3 separate regions of the Homo sapiens genome follow, and all the other regions are linked to region 1. Evidence: chromatin contacts called from ENCODE Hi-C or POLR2A ChIA-PET data. All regions are on one chromosome and are shown on one strand. The core of a region is the stretch at or near the end of the contact, and the rest is flanking DNA. Distances in the headings are between cores, read along the strand shown. Region 1 overlaps MEIS2 (Meis homeobox 2). Region 2 overlaps MEIS2 (Meis homeobox 2). Region 3 holds the start of MEIS2 (Meis homeobox 2).

The links. A loop is a pair of places that touch in the nucleus more often than their neighbours do. ChIA-PET counts read pairs that join two places held with the same protein, here RNA polymerase II (POLR2A). Pooled maps may share reads with other maps.
Region 2: a loop to region 1 is called in a map of HepG2, with 2.4 times the contacts of the local background. The contact joins two enhancer-like sites. A Hi-C loop is called at or near these places in 1 of 168 maps with a recorded cell type or tissue (HepG2). POLR2A ChIA-PET finds 5 or more read pairs at or near these places in 4 of 52 experiments (AG04449, GM12878, K562 and 1 more).
Region 3: a loop to region 1 is called in a map of ovary, with 4 times the contacts of the local background. The contact joins the promoter of MEIS2 here to the enhancer-like site in region 1. A Hi-C loop is called at or near these places in 30 of 168 maps with a recorded cell type or tissue (A673, Caco-2, GM12878 and 16 more), 3 of 37 single-sample maps with no recorded cell type and 27 of 50 pooled maps. POLR2A ChIA-PET finds 5 or more read pairs at or near these places in 8 of 52 experiments (AG04449, BJ, GM12878 and 5 more).

What each region holds. Positions count from the first base shown.
Region 1 is chr15:37,017,077-37,022,171 of GRCh38, forward strand. All of the region lies in intron 8 of MEIS2 (Meis homeobox 2), which reads right to left. Among named protein-coding and RNA genes, the nearest start is that of MIR8063, 47 kb to the left of the region's middle. RefSeq lists an enhancer at 2,812-3,106. Within about 2 kb of position 3,100, at least 7 of the 41 ENCODE cell types and tissues checked have a DNase peak (open chromatin) inside an H3K27ac peak, as active enhancers do; they include heart right ventricle and ovary, where a contact is called at or near this core.
Region 2 is chr15:36,902,213-36,907,307 of GRCh38, forward strand. All of the region lies in intron 9 of MEIS2 (Meis homeobox 2), which reads right to left. Among named protein-coding and RNA genes, the nearest start is that of MIR8063, 68 kb to the right of the region's middle. Within about 2 kb of position 2,024, at least 2 of the 41 ENCODE cell types and tissues checked have a DNase peak (open chromatin) inside an H3K27ac peak, as active enhancers do.
Region 3 is chr15:37,097,763-37,102,857 of GRCh38, forward strand. It overlaps MEIS2 (Meis homeobox 2), which reads right to left and starts at 2,787. Exons shown (of 12, transcript NM_170675.5): 1 at 1,693-2,787; 2 at 205-437. The coding sequence starts at 1,704. It overlaps LOC124903465 (a long non-coding RNA gene), which reads left to right and starts at 1,486. Exons shown (of 2, transcript XR_007064581.1): 1 at 1,486-1,667; 2 at 2,039-5,095. RefSeq lists silencers at 1,159-1,358, 1,509-1,568, 4,018-4,157 and enhancers at 2,628-2,787, 3,038-3,317.

The DNA of each region.
Region 1 (5,095 bases), core at 1,850-4,349:
TATTAGGGCAAAAAAGTACATTCCCCTCCAATCTCTTTGTAATAAGGATTTTGACCTGTTTCTGATGACGCAAACCGATAGAAAATAATAAAATTGTTTGAACATCAAACACGAGTGACACATAGGAGGTTAAAAAAATGAGGAAGAATGAAAATGCAGTCAAACCAGAAAGTCAAAGAGAACATGGTAAAGGAGACGAAATGGCTATAATTGTGGAGAAAGAATAATCGTCTACACAGAGTGTGGGCGGGGTTGGTGGCTCATCCCTGTAATCCCTGCACTTTGGGAGGCTGAAGTCAGAGGATCCGCTTGAGCCCAGGGATTCGAGACCAGCCTGGCCAACACAGCAAGACCCTGTCTCTACTAAGAGTAAAACATTTAGAAGTGAACTGGGTATGGTGGGTCATGCCTGTAGTCCCAGCTACTTGGAAGGCTGAGGTGCAAAGATCGCTTGAGCCCAGAAGTGCAGCGAGCTATGATGGTGCCACTGCACTCCAGCCTAGGCAACAGAGCAAGAACCGGCCTCACACACAAAAAAGTGCCTGATTATATCTCATTATGAGAAAGGTAATAAGCAGACTAAAAAAAGAAAAATACCGCTAACTAAGAGATAGACCAACCACAGCAGGGAAGGAGGACAGGATGCACTCTCACTCTGAGTGAAAATGGAGATCACCTAGCAACAGTACAAGTCCTCTTTTTATTCCTTCATTTATTTCTATCTCACACCCCTCTTTTGTGTTCCGTCAAGCAAAATGGGATTCTATGGTGTTTAGGACAGAGGTGAAACAATGACACCAAAAATTTTGAATTTATTTTACCTTCCAAATTATTAGGGAAATTTAAAAGTATTTGTCCCCTTAAAGGGCCAACATAGTGATTAAGAGCCAACCTCCCCCAGTATTTAATGCAGGCAATGTGGTAAGTGCCTGGCCCATCATTATCTCCTTTGTCCATCCTAACAACCCTAGGAGGAAGTATTATCATTATCCCTATTTTACAAAGATAAGAAATGGAGACTGTTAACAAGTTAAATAACTTGTGCAAGACAGCTCAGCTAATAAGAGATATTGAAGCTCCATCCAAGCTTTCAGTCACTCTATGATCACTGAATATTTTCTTTATATGTGGAATAAAAAATCCATATGCTCAAAATATTTTACATGTTAATCTTCATGGAATCATAGAGAGCAATAAGAAACAATTACTGGACCTTGCCGGCATCTAAATGATCCAAGGAATGTCTTCACTTCTTTACAGCATAGGACCTTGCGCATGTGCTTCAGAAGAAGGAGAAACGTGGCAATCTAGCCAGTAAGACCCACATCATCTCATCAATGTTTTAGATTTATTATATTATGCAACTTCAATCTATCAGGCTTATAATATACAATTTTTAAAGTAGTGTTGGTTTTTGTGGAAAATGTAAATAGTATCTATACATGCAAAACAAATTATTTCATTTATATAACTGAGTTATGAGAACAAAAATTATTATTGTGTAAGCTGATTTGGAGTCCGAGTATTAAAGGCAATGAATTTTACCACTAGAATTTAGACTTCTTGAAATACCTAAGAATCCAAGTAGATTTCTACCCATTCATTCATAAACAAGCAAATAAAAGAAAAAATTCCCTTATAATGTACCAGTACAACAGAAGAAACTCATGACATCAAGATGGAAAGATGATTATAATTTGATAACTCCACTAATGGCAGGGGGTAAGGCACACATAATACAAAACTTCCAATTAGCCTCTGCTTCTCTCCTTAAAAACAGGCCAGGGAATGGAGAAGTCTGGAGTGCTGTGGCCCCATCGCTAATGGTTAAACATACTCTGGGTAATGACAGTCCCAAACATCACCCAGCAGGCCAGGTCGGTCATTGATGGTCCCACACTACATTAACTCCAGCTTCAAGCCAAGAGGACTAGTCCCAGACCACCCGCAGCTATAATTTATGTCATGGGGTGAGGGTTGGAATGAGAAGAGAAAAAGTAATTATTGAGTACCAACCTTGTTCAAGAGAGATAGACTGTTTTACATATTCTATTTTTTTCAGTTCCACCCCACCCTGACAATCTGACCCATTTTACAGATGAAGAGTTAAAGATGTTAAATAACTCATCCAAATAAACAGCACTAGTAAGTAGCCTCCTGTGAATCAAACCAAAGTCGATCTGAGCACAAGTATTGCATGAGCTACTAAGAATTTCTACCTTTCTGTTTCACCCCTTGTGTAGAAGAGGCATAAGAACTGAAGGTCATGGGGCAAGTCACTGTCAAAACTTTGATATTTTTACATTCTTTTTGTCTACCACCCCTGTGCTTTCTCATTCATCTTCACCAAGCTATGTCAATGGAATATGCATTGTATCTGTAGTGCACAGATGACAATTTAAATGAGTATTTGGGAGTAGTATTTTGCTATAGAATCATGACGACACCACTTCTTCAATTAAATTGCAAAGCATTCAGGAACTTAAAGTAAATGACTCTCTAGATCACTCATGGGGATAAATTTAGAGCCCCAAAGAGAAAGCAAAATATCTGGTTTGTGCACATGCATATGGCCCGTAGAGGGTAGGGAGAGCATAGTGTGGGGAGGAAGAGAGCTGCACATGGTGAAACGCAGGGCCCAACAGCAGGCCCTGGTCTTAGGTGCTGCCAGGTTCATTCCAACTGCTCACAGTGTGGATTTCAAATATAATCCAAACAGAAGTGACAAAATCCAAAACCACAGGAGCAAGCACTGGCTTTCAAGTGCTGTGGGAACAGAGACATTTGTTTAAGTAACCACTGTTTTAAAATTGCATACATAGTAACACCAAAATAAACAGCTTGCGATGCTGTTTATTTTAAGATACACAATAGTAATGTAAAGTGTGGCATGCCCCAGATCCGGGGAGCTCGAACATAATTTACAGTTGTAGAGAGCCCTACGAGGACTCAGCTACACGCCAGGACTGTCTACTTCCTGATTAGATAACAGCGAAGGTCAGAAGGCATTGCTTTTTGTGCAGCAAAGAGCCAACAAGCCACCACAAAGACCCTGCTCCTCCTGCTCGCTGTGAATTATGAATCGGGTCCTGTGGAGAGCGGGGTTTGCCAAGTCTCCTCTACAAAGCGTGTATTAATCACAGGTCCTGAGGAGGGGTCAAGAGCACAGTCTGACAAACCGGGAAATGAGTCTCGTCTGCTGACCTCGCTTCCCTCAGTCCTTACCCTCCCTGATCTAAAACCCAACCAAAGAAGGAAAAGAAAGAGAGGAAAAAAATCCTGAAAATACACAAGCTGGTTGGGCGCCGAAGCATATGTAAAACTGAACTCTAAGGAAAAGCAGCTAGATCAAACAAACCTTACACATAATCAAAATAAGAACTCAATTTGTGGCTTATTTTAGCCAACCGAATAGTCCTCCCCACGCCTTCTTTGCTCCTCTTTCCTGCCTCCATCCAGGTGCTTTGAGGAAACATTTGAGGGATCTTTATCTCAGGTTCTCTACTCCAAGATAAGATAGTATTTTAGAGAGCTTTATTAGTGCCTGGGTCTAGCAAAGACCTGTAATCCTAATGGCATTACTCTTGGCATTCTGGTCTTTTTTTTTTTTTTTAATCTCACCACAACCTAAATTAACTTGCCTCGTTGCCCTCATCCTCACTGGCTGTGTTATGGGGGAAAAAAAAACCCATAAACCTTTGAACTTTTCCATACACATAATTCCATATCCTTGATTTTTTTTTAAACTTATGTTTGTCCTAAAATATTGTTAAGCTAAAAACTCTGCTCTGAACTGAATTAAGTCCTCCCAAATTTTGTGTGTTGAAACCCCAGCCTCCATATGATACCTATTTGGAGATAGGGCTTTTAGGAGGTAATTAAGGTTAAATGAAGTCAGAGGAAATGTTATGCAGGGACAGGGAGAAGGTGGCTGTCTGCAAACCAGGAGAGAGCCCTCACCCAACAATAACCCTGCTGCACCTGGCTCTTGGACTTTCCAGCCTCCAGAACTGTGAGAAAATAAATGTCTGTTGTTTAAGCCACCCAGGCTATGGTATTTTGTTATGGCAGCCCTAGCTAACTAATATACTCTTCTACTAAAATTATTCATTTTTCCTCCTTACCAGTACCTCTGGAATTAAGGACAAGAAACTAGACTGTTCTCTCTTCCCTTTCTTCCCTTATTGCCTGCTCCCAGCCCCTACCTAAGACTTTCCAGCCACTTTTCTCATGAAGCTCACAGCATTTGCTTTCTTTCCTCTTCACAGTTGTTGAGAGAAGAATGTTGACTTTTAAGCCACTCCCTCTTTCCCCTACGACTTATGTACATGCTAGAAAGTTCTCCATCCCATGGCTTGCCCCTACTTTTGAAAACTCCAATATGTATGACAAAGGCCTGTCTAATATCTTGCCTGTCTCATTTCCAATGTTATCCATCTCTACTTTATCAGCAGAAAATTCATCAAACAGAGATGTTGCACCTCCAAGATTACAAACCTAAAAATGTTCTTTCTCTGCTTCTCTGTTTCTCTCTCTTATTCTGCACCTGGACTTGCAACCCCTTGGTGGGTTTCCAGTGTTCCCAGTGTGTTACCACACTTTATTTCTCCCCCTTAGCCAACATGGTTCTTTATTAAAATAAAATTTATTATTCTGTATTATCAATGCAATACACATTACATAGAAACTTTCTAATATAAAAAGTAAAAATGTCACCTAGATCTCCCTACCCAAGGATAATCATTCATATGTTCTGTGCATATGTCCATATATATTTTCTCTAATAAAATTAAAATTATATCATAAATACTGCCTTACCCGGTTTACTTTGCCTAGCAACACATAGAGATTTCCCCTTATCTCAAAATACTTTTGGAATATAATTTTTAATGGTTACACAGTAGTCCATAACGCTCCATAACATTCCATATCTCCTACATTTGAGAATATAGGTGACTTTCAATTTTTTATTATAATAAATATCTTTATACATAATTTTGCATAATTTTTGTGTACTTTTAGAATTATTTCTTCATGACAAACTCCTAGAAATGGAATTACTAGATCAAAGAAGAGAAAATTTTTAGTTGTTTTC
Region 2 (5,095 bases), core at 774-3,273, 120 kb before region 1:
TCTCATAGATAGTAATTAGGAATAGGTGGGTGGCTGTTAAACAAATCTATGCTGGATTGGCCACAGGGTAATAACTGTGTTGTACTCCTACAGGTAGCGTGTGTTCATATCGCCGGATCTTTCTAAAAATCGGAGTTTAATCCAAATGTACAATGCTATGGTGGAGATTTTAGACACTGGGGCAGGCATCTGCCTGCAGGGGTGGGAGGTGGATAGGGGAGTGAGCTCTTTTGGAATCACACTCTCTGTATGGTTCTCTAGATCCTTGCTACTTTACATGTGTGCCATGGACCAGTAGCAACATCACCTTGAGCTTGTTAGAGATGCAGAAATACATTACCGTCCCCATTCCTGTGCTACTGAATCTGATTCTGCATTTTAAAAGATCTCCAAGGGATTTATGTACATTTAAGTATGAGAAGCCTTGCTCTAGATCACATATCAAATTCTAGTGCTCTGCTTAAGAATAGAAACTTGCAAAGATCAAGTTTTAATTGTGAATCTCAGCTGCAAAAAAATGCACATACTCTTCTCTTTAGGTATCTTAGATCTAAACAGCCTTTTACTCACTTGCCTTGGGCAATAAACACTTTATAATAATTTAATTTATTGTACTCCATCTGTACCTCTTAAAGGAAAAGCTGGGCCAGTAAAATGTTTTTGTGAAGACTGTTAACAGAGGCTATCTCTCAGGCATGGATAGGAGAATGGTAGATTTCTATCTTTTTTTCCAAATAATTCTGTACTGTTGGAGTTTTTAATAAATATAATTATTTTTATACATAAAAGAATTTTTAAAGGAGATCAAGAAAATTTGTTATCTTATTTGACTAAGGTTTATATGGGTAACTGTAGGGACCTTTTAATTAAAATATTTGAGAAATTTCCCCTCAGATAGGGAATTATCTTTTATTTCCTTTACAATATTGAGCAACAGTAAACACTATTCCATGAATACAATCACACTTGATGGCATGTAACAAAACATCCCAGCAGGTTACGATTTTGAAGCACTGTTACTCTTACAGAATGCCATCAGATTATTCATATGTAGCTATTTATCATGCACTATAAAAGTGATCTTTCAAAGCTATTTGAAAGCAAGGGAGGAGAAAACACTCAAACTTCCTTAGCTATTCACATCTAGGATCTATCCTCTTAAAGATAAAATCCTAAGTCAATAGACATAAGTTGTAGTATATTACCTCATCCTGTACATGATTTATTGCAGATGGAAGTCAACTAGAAACTGAATTACTTTGAAACTTTTACTACTGACATTAAAATTCCAGATCTGGATACCTACACACCTTACAGTGCTTCTGAAAATAACTTTTTGCAGACACAGAAGGTACACCTACAAGTTTATTTAACTCTATCAACATAAAAAGCAGGCACAATCATTTTCAAAACTACTGATTTCTAATTACCTATTCTGTATCTGAGCACTGTAGCCTGACCTGGCTTTGCAAATCAACCAGTCACTTCACAATCAGTTGCACACATTCTTAGCCAACTCCCATTATGTTCCTAGCCATTTTACTGTAAGAGGAAAAGATCCCAACAAATCTAGTAGCTTTTTAGCTTTCATGATCACCTTTGATTGAAGTATTAATTCTCTATCCTACTTCTTAATGGAAACCACCTAAGCATTAACTGGCCAAAAATGCACCAAGCTGTTTAGCAATTATGTATTAGATATGTTTGAAGAGATCAAGGTGCACTCACATGCCCTGTGCTATGGATATGTCTCTGATTAGCTTGTCATCTGCTCAGAAGAAGATGTAGGCTGATTCTCCCATACAGTCTAGCAGGCCAGCTGTTAGCTGCCTGTCAAGCCCTCAAGTGGACAAGTAGTCCAGGAGCAAAAATGTCACTCCTTTGATCTGGCAAGGAGCAGCTGCTGATTTATAGAGTAGGACTTTGTTCTTCCGTTCTATTTTACTTTCTTTCCTAAGGCAGAACCACAAAATCCAGGAGAAAAAAAAAGTGCCGTTCCCAGCAACATCAACAAGCTCTGACAACTGCAACAGGGTTTTTCTTGGCCCTAACAAAGCTCTCAGGCATCTCCTTTGACGCTCACCTTTCCCCCTCCCCTTCCTCCCACCCCCACCATTTTTTGCAATGCAGTAGTTATTGTTTAATTCAGCTTCTGTAAATGGAATGGACTGTGGCCAGCAAGCCTGGGGCATAAACACACCTGTATGAAAGAAGCCTTATTGTAGCAACCATCTACAAGGAAGCTCGCATGAACCACACGCTCCTGAGTTCAGAAAGAATGCTCCATTTTTTCTGACAGCAAATTTTACCCTAAGTGAGTTTCTATTTTTGGTGCCACCAACCTATGATGACCACATTTGAACTGCTTCCTTTCCAATGGCATTACACTCTTTGAATCAAAGAGATAAAAGGATTACATTTTCTTCTTTTTTTTTTTTTATCTGTGAGCAAACAGATCCATCAAAAATGTTTATCCACTGCCTGTAATATCAATCATTGAGAGCTGGGTAAACGTCCAGAAAGGCTTTAGCAAATGCATTATCAAAGATGCTATAATGTTGATTTCATTACCACTGATTTATATTGACATGACTTTCCCCGAGTAACTTACGAAGGAGAAAAAAACCAACAACAAAATCTACATAAGACATGTGCATTGTCTTGCTAAGAATTAAACTGGTTTCAAATGCATAATCCTGTTCTCAACAGATAAATCTGTCAGGCTAGAGATGCCCTATCAACCAAGTGGGACATGCAATAATGCTTTGAGATACACTGTGAGAAGTCATCAGCCACATGTATGTAGGTATATGTATGTGTATTGTGTGTGTGTGTGTGCACATGTACATGCATGGAAACACACACACACAGAGCAATAAACTTTGCCAGAGATGAATTCATTAACACCTGGCTCAGTTTTCTGTGCTGCTGCTGAAGTAGGGGTGATAAGGACACGCACAGACACATATACACACATACATACAGACAGAGTTACCAATTCTAGGATATTTAGACATATTACTGCATAGATCAAAGACAGGAATTTTGTCGGGGGGTGGGGAGGGGTGGAAATGCCAGAAACAAAGGAGAAAAGAATGGTTGCTAAACATTCTCACTTCTATTATACTCAATCATGCCATGTTCTAGTGTTTGCTCCCTTCCCCTCTATCTAGGGGAACAGAGATTTTTCTCACCCTCATTTCTTGCTTTAACCTACATCACCCTTTGGCCAGTCAAAAGTTACTAATCACCTACCTCCTCCACGTTCACAGAATTGTATTCATAGATGCTTTCTCTAGGGGCATGTGTGTGTGTTTCCCAATGAGAGACTGGGTTTGGCATGGGAAGAGGGCGGAAGGTAAAGCTAGGTATAAAGGAGCAGATATAATGTAAGGCTTATTTTCATCCTGTTTTAATCCTAAAAAAAATTAGACCAAATAATTTTTAAGGTCCATAGTAATCTATCTATGTGTCACACATTGGTAAATCTTCCATATTCTATACTTCACATAAGACAAATTTAATGACAGAATATAAGACAAAGTTATATATAAAATTATCAATACATACATATATAGTTATATGAGTTTCTTTCTCCATATATATGAAAATGCAAGTTATGCCTTTAAAGATTTTTATTTTCCACACCCACAGAAACAAACTGAAAATCACAATTGGAGAACACACAAATAATTACAAGTCAAAATAGTCCATAGTCAGTAAATAAGTGTCATGAAGTCAATTAAAGAAGTTAAAGATAAAGATTAATTTCAAATTCTTGGAGGAAGAAAGCTGAAGCAGATTAAAAGAACGTGGAATGTTGGAAGAAGAGAAAACAAGGAAATGGCATGCTGTAAAGCACCAGTCCAGACCGGGGCCGATGTTGTGCAAGGGAGGATAAAGGAATTGAACTCTGACTGGCTCCCAGCTTCGATCTGGAAAACATGGCTATGATTAACACGCAATCTGGTAGAGGTTCTTGAGTGATAAATTGAATTCTTGAAATTCCTAAATGGTAGAATGATAAAATATGGTGTTTGAGGAAGATCTTTCCAAGAGCTATGTATAGGATGAACTGAACTGATGAGAATCTAGAAGCTGAGAAGATGGAAAGTTCTTGTCCAATCCAGGCAGAAGAGGGAAACAAAACGAGCTCTGATTAAGGTGGTAGAAATGAAAAAGAAGTAGGGTATTTGGTTGGGAGAACTGCTGATAAATTAAACTTAGATGAAAAAGGAGAGATACAAATACAAAAGATATTAAGAGGATAAGTCTGAGAATTTATGTTTAGTATGTTACGGTGTATAGTTGATGAAAATTGGAAATAGATGAGAAATTCCTATTTGTTGTGGTGGGAAGAGGCAAACTCAATTTTTCAAATGTTACCTTTGGTTTGACAATAGGACTTTCAGGCTGACAAAGTATGTCAGCCACTCAAGAAAAAAAAAAAAAAAAAAAACAAGGACAAAAGAAGAGCAAAAGGTAGGGACTTAACTTCAAAACGTCTAATTTCTTCCTATTTTCCAAGCTACATGAATATTCCAGAGCTGCAGGAGTAGGTAACAGGATAAACTGCCTGCTGGCTACCTCCAAAAAAATTACTTCCTTCCTCTTCCAAATTATCCTGTAAATTTTGGGAAGTTCTTTATCTGACCATGACTGGCCAAGTCGATTGTTAGTAAAAACCTCTGTGGTCAAGGCCTTGTTTCTAATAGGACCAATTCGCTTTTTCTTTACATTTTGAGTTAATTTGTGCAACTAGATTTAGAGGCCAATGATAATTACATACATGTTACACTGGGTGTTGCTACACAAATTACGTTCCACTCCTTACTTAACGAAAGTAAGTTTAGTAATGGAACTTATCAGAGAGTTTTTAAAACTGGAATAGGAAAATCTATATAAAAGACTATGTATTTTTAAGCAATAGCATAAAACAATCAAGGGTGGGTTTTCTCCAGGTAGTGACAACTAATTTAGAAGAGAATTGATAGGACAAAGTGTTACATTTAAAAGGGCCTCCATTAAGTGTGATGGCTTCCAAATTGTGTCCTCCTTTCAAACCATATTTTTCTTTTTAAATGGGCTTTTAAGG
Region 3 (5,095 bases), core at 1,537-4,036, 80 kb after region 1:
CGAAAGAGGCTAGTTCTTCGGGGCTTTGACTCCAGGGGCAGAAGAGCAGGCCCCCTCCACGGTCCCTTCCTAAGGCAAGCGGCGCCCGCCCCCCACCATACAGAAGTAACTCCCCACTTAGTCGTCCACCTTCCCACCCCCACAGAGACAAACACACACTCTCACACTCACACACAGTAAGCTGGGTCCGGGGGGTCAGTTTACCCATAGATCGCGTCCTTGTCCCGCTTCAAGGCGTCGTTGACAGCGGATCCCATACTGGCCGGCATGACATTGGGGTGCGGGGCGTGCGCGCCGTAGTGCTGTGTGGCGTGGAGCGGCGGCCCGTGGTTCAGGTGGTGAACCGGGGGGATCGGCCGCGGCGCGTGAGGGTCTCCGTACATGGAAGCGGGAACCCCTACTCCGTCCATCCCGCCGTAATGGGGCAGCTCATCGTACTGTCAGAACCCGGGAAGGGGGAGGGGGCGCAGGAGGTGAGGGAGAACAGAGGAGGGGGGTGGAAAGGGAAAAAGAGCAGGGAGAAGAGGGCGAACAGAAAAGAGAGGAAGGGATAAAGATGAGAGAGAGGGAGGGAGGTAAGAGAGAAGAGAGGAGGAGGAGGAAAAGGAGGAGAGGGGGAGAGAGAGAGAGAGAGAGAGAGAGAGAGAGAGAGAGAGAGAGAGAAAATAAAAATAAAAACAAAGTCAGAAAGGAGAAAAGTACCGAGCACAAGTTGAGCACACAGAAACCAAACCAGCCAAAACAACGGAGTTAAAAGTTGTGAGGAAAAAATGTTATTAAATTTAAAAATGAAAAAGCATGAACCAAGAGCAACGTTTAGAGAAGGAAGAGGAGGCGGCGAGGCCGGGGATTTGAGGGGGCGCCGGGAGGCCCCGCTCCCGCCGGAGGCAACAGAACCGTAGCGAGCCAACGGAGGGAGAAGTGGAGTTAGTGTGAGGAGGAAGCCCCGGATCCCACCCCTAACCCCCCTTCGCCTCCTCTGAGGATCCAATAAATCAAAAGGCGAAATGAAACAAAATAAAGAGAAGAAAAACGCTAATAATCAGCACGAGAACGCCGAGGACTAGGAAAGACTAGGGCCAGTGCCTCCCCGGGGGCAGGGAGCGGAGGGTGGGGGGGCGAATAACGTGAAAGTTACCAGAAACATTATTTAGCAGCGGATTCCCTGCGTCCTTGTCAATTTCAGAGACAAAACAAGCAGCCCAGGCTAGTAGTCTAGGCGGCGGCGCAGCGGCTGCGGCAGCGCGGCCCCAGCGGCGGCCCCGGCGGCGGCTCCTACGCAGCCCGTGCCCGCCCCGAGCCGCGCGAGCCACGGCGGCAGCGGCGCAGCAGCGGCAGCAGGAGAACCGGGGGAATCGCGCTGCTGGGGTAAAAGCTGGAGCGAGGCGAAAGCGTGTAACGATTGCACACGCACACACACACACCACTCACACGCACTCGCCGCCCGCCCGCTCGCACAGCGCTGGAACACGCGCGCCCAGACACGCACACACGCACGCACACACACTCGCACACACGCAGAGGCACGGGAGGGAAAGAAGCCGATGAATAATTTTGCTATTTTTTAAAATACTGGCCGCCATCATCAAGCAGCGAGCAGCAGCAGAAGCGTTGAAGGGAGAGGAGGCATCGGGACAGGCCCCTCTTAGGAGAGGATTTATATCTAGGTAAGTGTTGGAGATTTAAACCTACCCTTTGCGCCATCAGTCTGCGCTCCAATAAACTCCTGGATGTGTCGTATATTTAATATCCCAGTCCGGATAAGAAAGTGATCTAGGCTGAAGATTCCTTTTTTTTTTTTCCAAACCAAAGAGACTTCTCCCAATTCTCCAATATGCTATTTTTTAGGGGGGAAAAAAAGCCCAGTCTAGACAACGAAGAATTTTTTTTTCTGTGATATTTCTTCTTTTTCTCTTTTTTCCTCTTCTTCCTCCTCCTCCTGATCTTCCTCCTCCTCCTCCACCTCCTCCTCCTCCCCCCTCCCCTCCTCCTCCTCTTCGGTCCTCCTTTCCCCCTCTTTCTCTTCTCTTCCCCTCAGTTGGAAAAAAAAAGAAAGAAAAGAAAAAGAAGAAAAAGAAGAAAAAAATTGTCAAGCCCCCGAACTGAAGGTTACGAGCGGCCCGTCAGCAGCCCACATGTAACCGAACTGTCGTGTTTCATGGCTTTTTGCCACTCCAGCTGTCAATCAAAGCCCGGAATGTCAAGGTAGTGAATGAATGATGGTTGATGATGATGAAGAGGAGGAATCTTTCAGACCCGTTTTTTTCTTCCAGTAAAACTCCGCGAGGGGTTTCTGCTTCTTGAATTTTTTCCTCCCCCCTCCCCCCTTTTTTAGCTTTGCCCCCGCGGTATCTATAATACGATCCTCTCTCTTTAAAGTATTGTTCAAAGAAAGCAGTGAGAAAAATCAAGAAAAAAAAATGAATAGTTTGCAAAAATTGGACTTCCTCCCCCCCTTTCCTGGTAGGTATTTTGTCTCTCCCTCTCTCTCTTTCTCGCTCGCTCGCTCGCTCTCACTCGCGCTCGCTCTCTCGCGCTCGCTCTCTCTCGCTCTCTTTCTCTCTCTGGGAGATGAGTGAGTGTCAGTAGGTGTTGGCAGGTTGGCTGCTGCCTGGCTTATTGAAGAGCCTCAGTTTGGCGGCGCGGGTCGGCGGCGGGAGAACGAAATGACGGAACCCGGAAGTCGTGGTGGCCATAGCCCGTCGTACGGCGGAGACACATCCCGGGAGTGGGGAGCGGGAGCGAGGAGGAGCGCGCCGCGCCGAGCCTCTGATATGCAACGAGTGCGATCGGACAGCCCCGGCTGGGGGGGTGGGGGAGGCGGGGGGGCGGGAGGGGGAGGGGAGGCTCGAGCCGGGCGGACCCGAGCAAATCAGCAAGCCTGCTCCTCCACGGGGATGGGGGACGGCGGGGGGGAGGAAAAGGAGAGTGTGTCTGTGTGTGTGAGTGTGTGTGTATGTGTGTGCGTGCGCGCGTGTGTGTTGCGCGCGCGCGCGCGCGAACAGGGAGAGAGGGAGAGGGGGAGAGAGAAGAGGACAGGGAGAGCGCAGAGAGGAAAACTGCAGAAAACCACAGGGAAAGTACGGTACCGCCTCAGATCTTTTCATTTAAAAAAAAAAAAAAACTTACTTCTAGTTCATTTTCCCATCACTCCCGGCTCCTGCCTAACTGGGTCTTGCCGGGGACGTTTGGCATGGCGCTCTAGCTTTTGTTCCTTTTAATTCCGCGGCCTCCCTCTCCTCTGCCCGCCGATTACAGCACCCCGAAGGCTTCCTGCTAACGTCCAAGGGCAGCAAGCTCTGCAGACGGTACCACTGCCGGGCTAAATTTTTTATTAAGTGGCACTTTCTTTTCTGCGCAGATCCAGCAACCTTGTCAATACTCATTTTTTTCCAGGACCAGAAGAGACCAGCTTAACTCAGAGCACACTCCCTCCAAGCGGTGCGGACAAGGGGCCACCCCGAGAGTCTTTGGGGGCCGCGGCGGAATCGGGAGGGAGGAAGTGAGGAGGCAGTCATCTGGGTCCGATGTAGCCAAAGGCGTGTGTGTGTGTGTGTGTGTGTGTGTGTGTGTGTGTGTGTGCGCGCGCGCGCCCGCGCGCCCGTGCGCGCGCGCGACTAGTGTGCGTCTCCAAAGTGGATCTCACTCAGAGCTGGGAAGCACAGGAGGAAAAGACGGAGAGAGTGGGGGAGAAAGAAGTTGCCGGGCGAGGAGGAGTGGCCGGCGCTCACAGCCCAGCTTTGTTGTGGTCGCCCGAGGCGCAGCGGCGGGCCGCGGTAACGCCTGCTAATGGCTGTGTTAATTACACAGGGGCGATTTCGCGGGGTCAGGGAGATGGGGCCAGCTCCGAAAGAACTTTTCCAAAAAGGAAAAGGAAACGAAGGGAACTACCCCACACCGTTTGGGTGGAAACTAGTTGTGGCCGGTGCCCTGTCCTCCCTGGCCCGAGCTGCACCAGGCTTCACCTCTGCGCGGCTGGTTTCCCGGCGGCCGCGCGTCAATCACTACGAGCCCGGAGTTGGGGGCGGAGCCACGGTCACCCCGCGCAAGCCTTGCCGCCCAGCAGCCCCCATGCCCCTCGGCCCCTTGTGGCGCGGCCGGGCGGACAGGCGCTGGAAGCGCGTCCTCTCCCCAACTTCTCGCTCTCGCCCTCCCAGTCCCTGGCCCAGAGAGTGGAAAGCGGACTGTTGTTCTCCAACAGCCGCATCCCTCCCCAACTTTGAACCCATTCTGAGAAGTGGAGAGTAGTGTCTTCCGCGAGCCGCGTCTAACCGACTTTCCCGCGGAGGGAGGGTGGGATGGGGGAGGTTGATTAGAGAGAATAAAGTACTCTGTGTGTGTGTTGTGTGTGAGAGAGAGAGAGAGAGAGCGAGAGAGAGCGGGGAGGAGGGCGGGTGGGAGGGCTCTTTTTTTTGGCCCCCGTTCCATGTTCCCTGCTTCACTGTAAGCTTTCGAGCAACAGAAACTAGGCTAAGATTGCAGCCTGCAGAGACTCCAAGCGGAGTCGGAGAAATTTGGCCTCGTTTTAATAGGGCTGAGGAATGAACTCCGGAGGTCAATAAAGCCCTCCAAAAATGATGAATGATTGAGCACCTGTGATGATGATAGTGATTACCAGAGCAATTAAACAGTTTGATTAAATGAGCCATCATAACAATGATGTCTGCGGGAAATCGGCCCTCACATATAAAGAAAGATAGTGCGAAGGGGCTGGCAGAGGCGCGGATAGCGCGACGCCAGGGAGAGGGGCTGCGGGCCGCGAGGTTTCTGCCCAATGGCCCGAGCAGGGACGGCCAGACTCACGGAGCTTCAGGGAGGAGAGTGTAGCCCAGGTTTTCAGCCACTCTTTTTTGCCGGGCTTCAAGCCTGCTAGAGCCGACGGGTAGGAAATCTGAAGGTTGGGGGGAGGGTACTTCCTCCACGTCCTCTTTTTTTTCCTAGAAGAACTCCAAGATTAAAAGTATCCTTATTTGTTGCTGAGTTGCTCGTCGACATTTAAGAGAAGGTGAGTAAAAAAGAAAAGAAGATGAAAGAGAAAAGAAAAAGTTGGTCTCCAGAATTTTATTTCAATCGACAGTTACGCGAATTCAGTTTA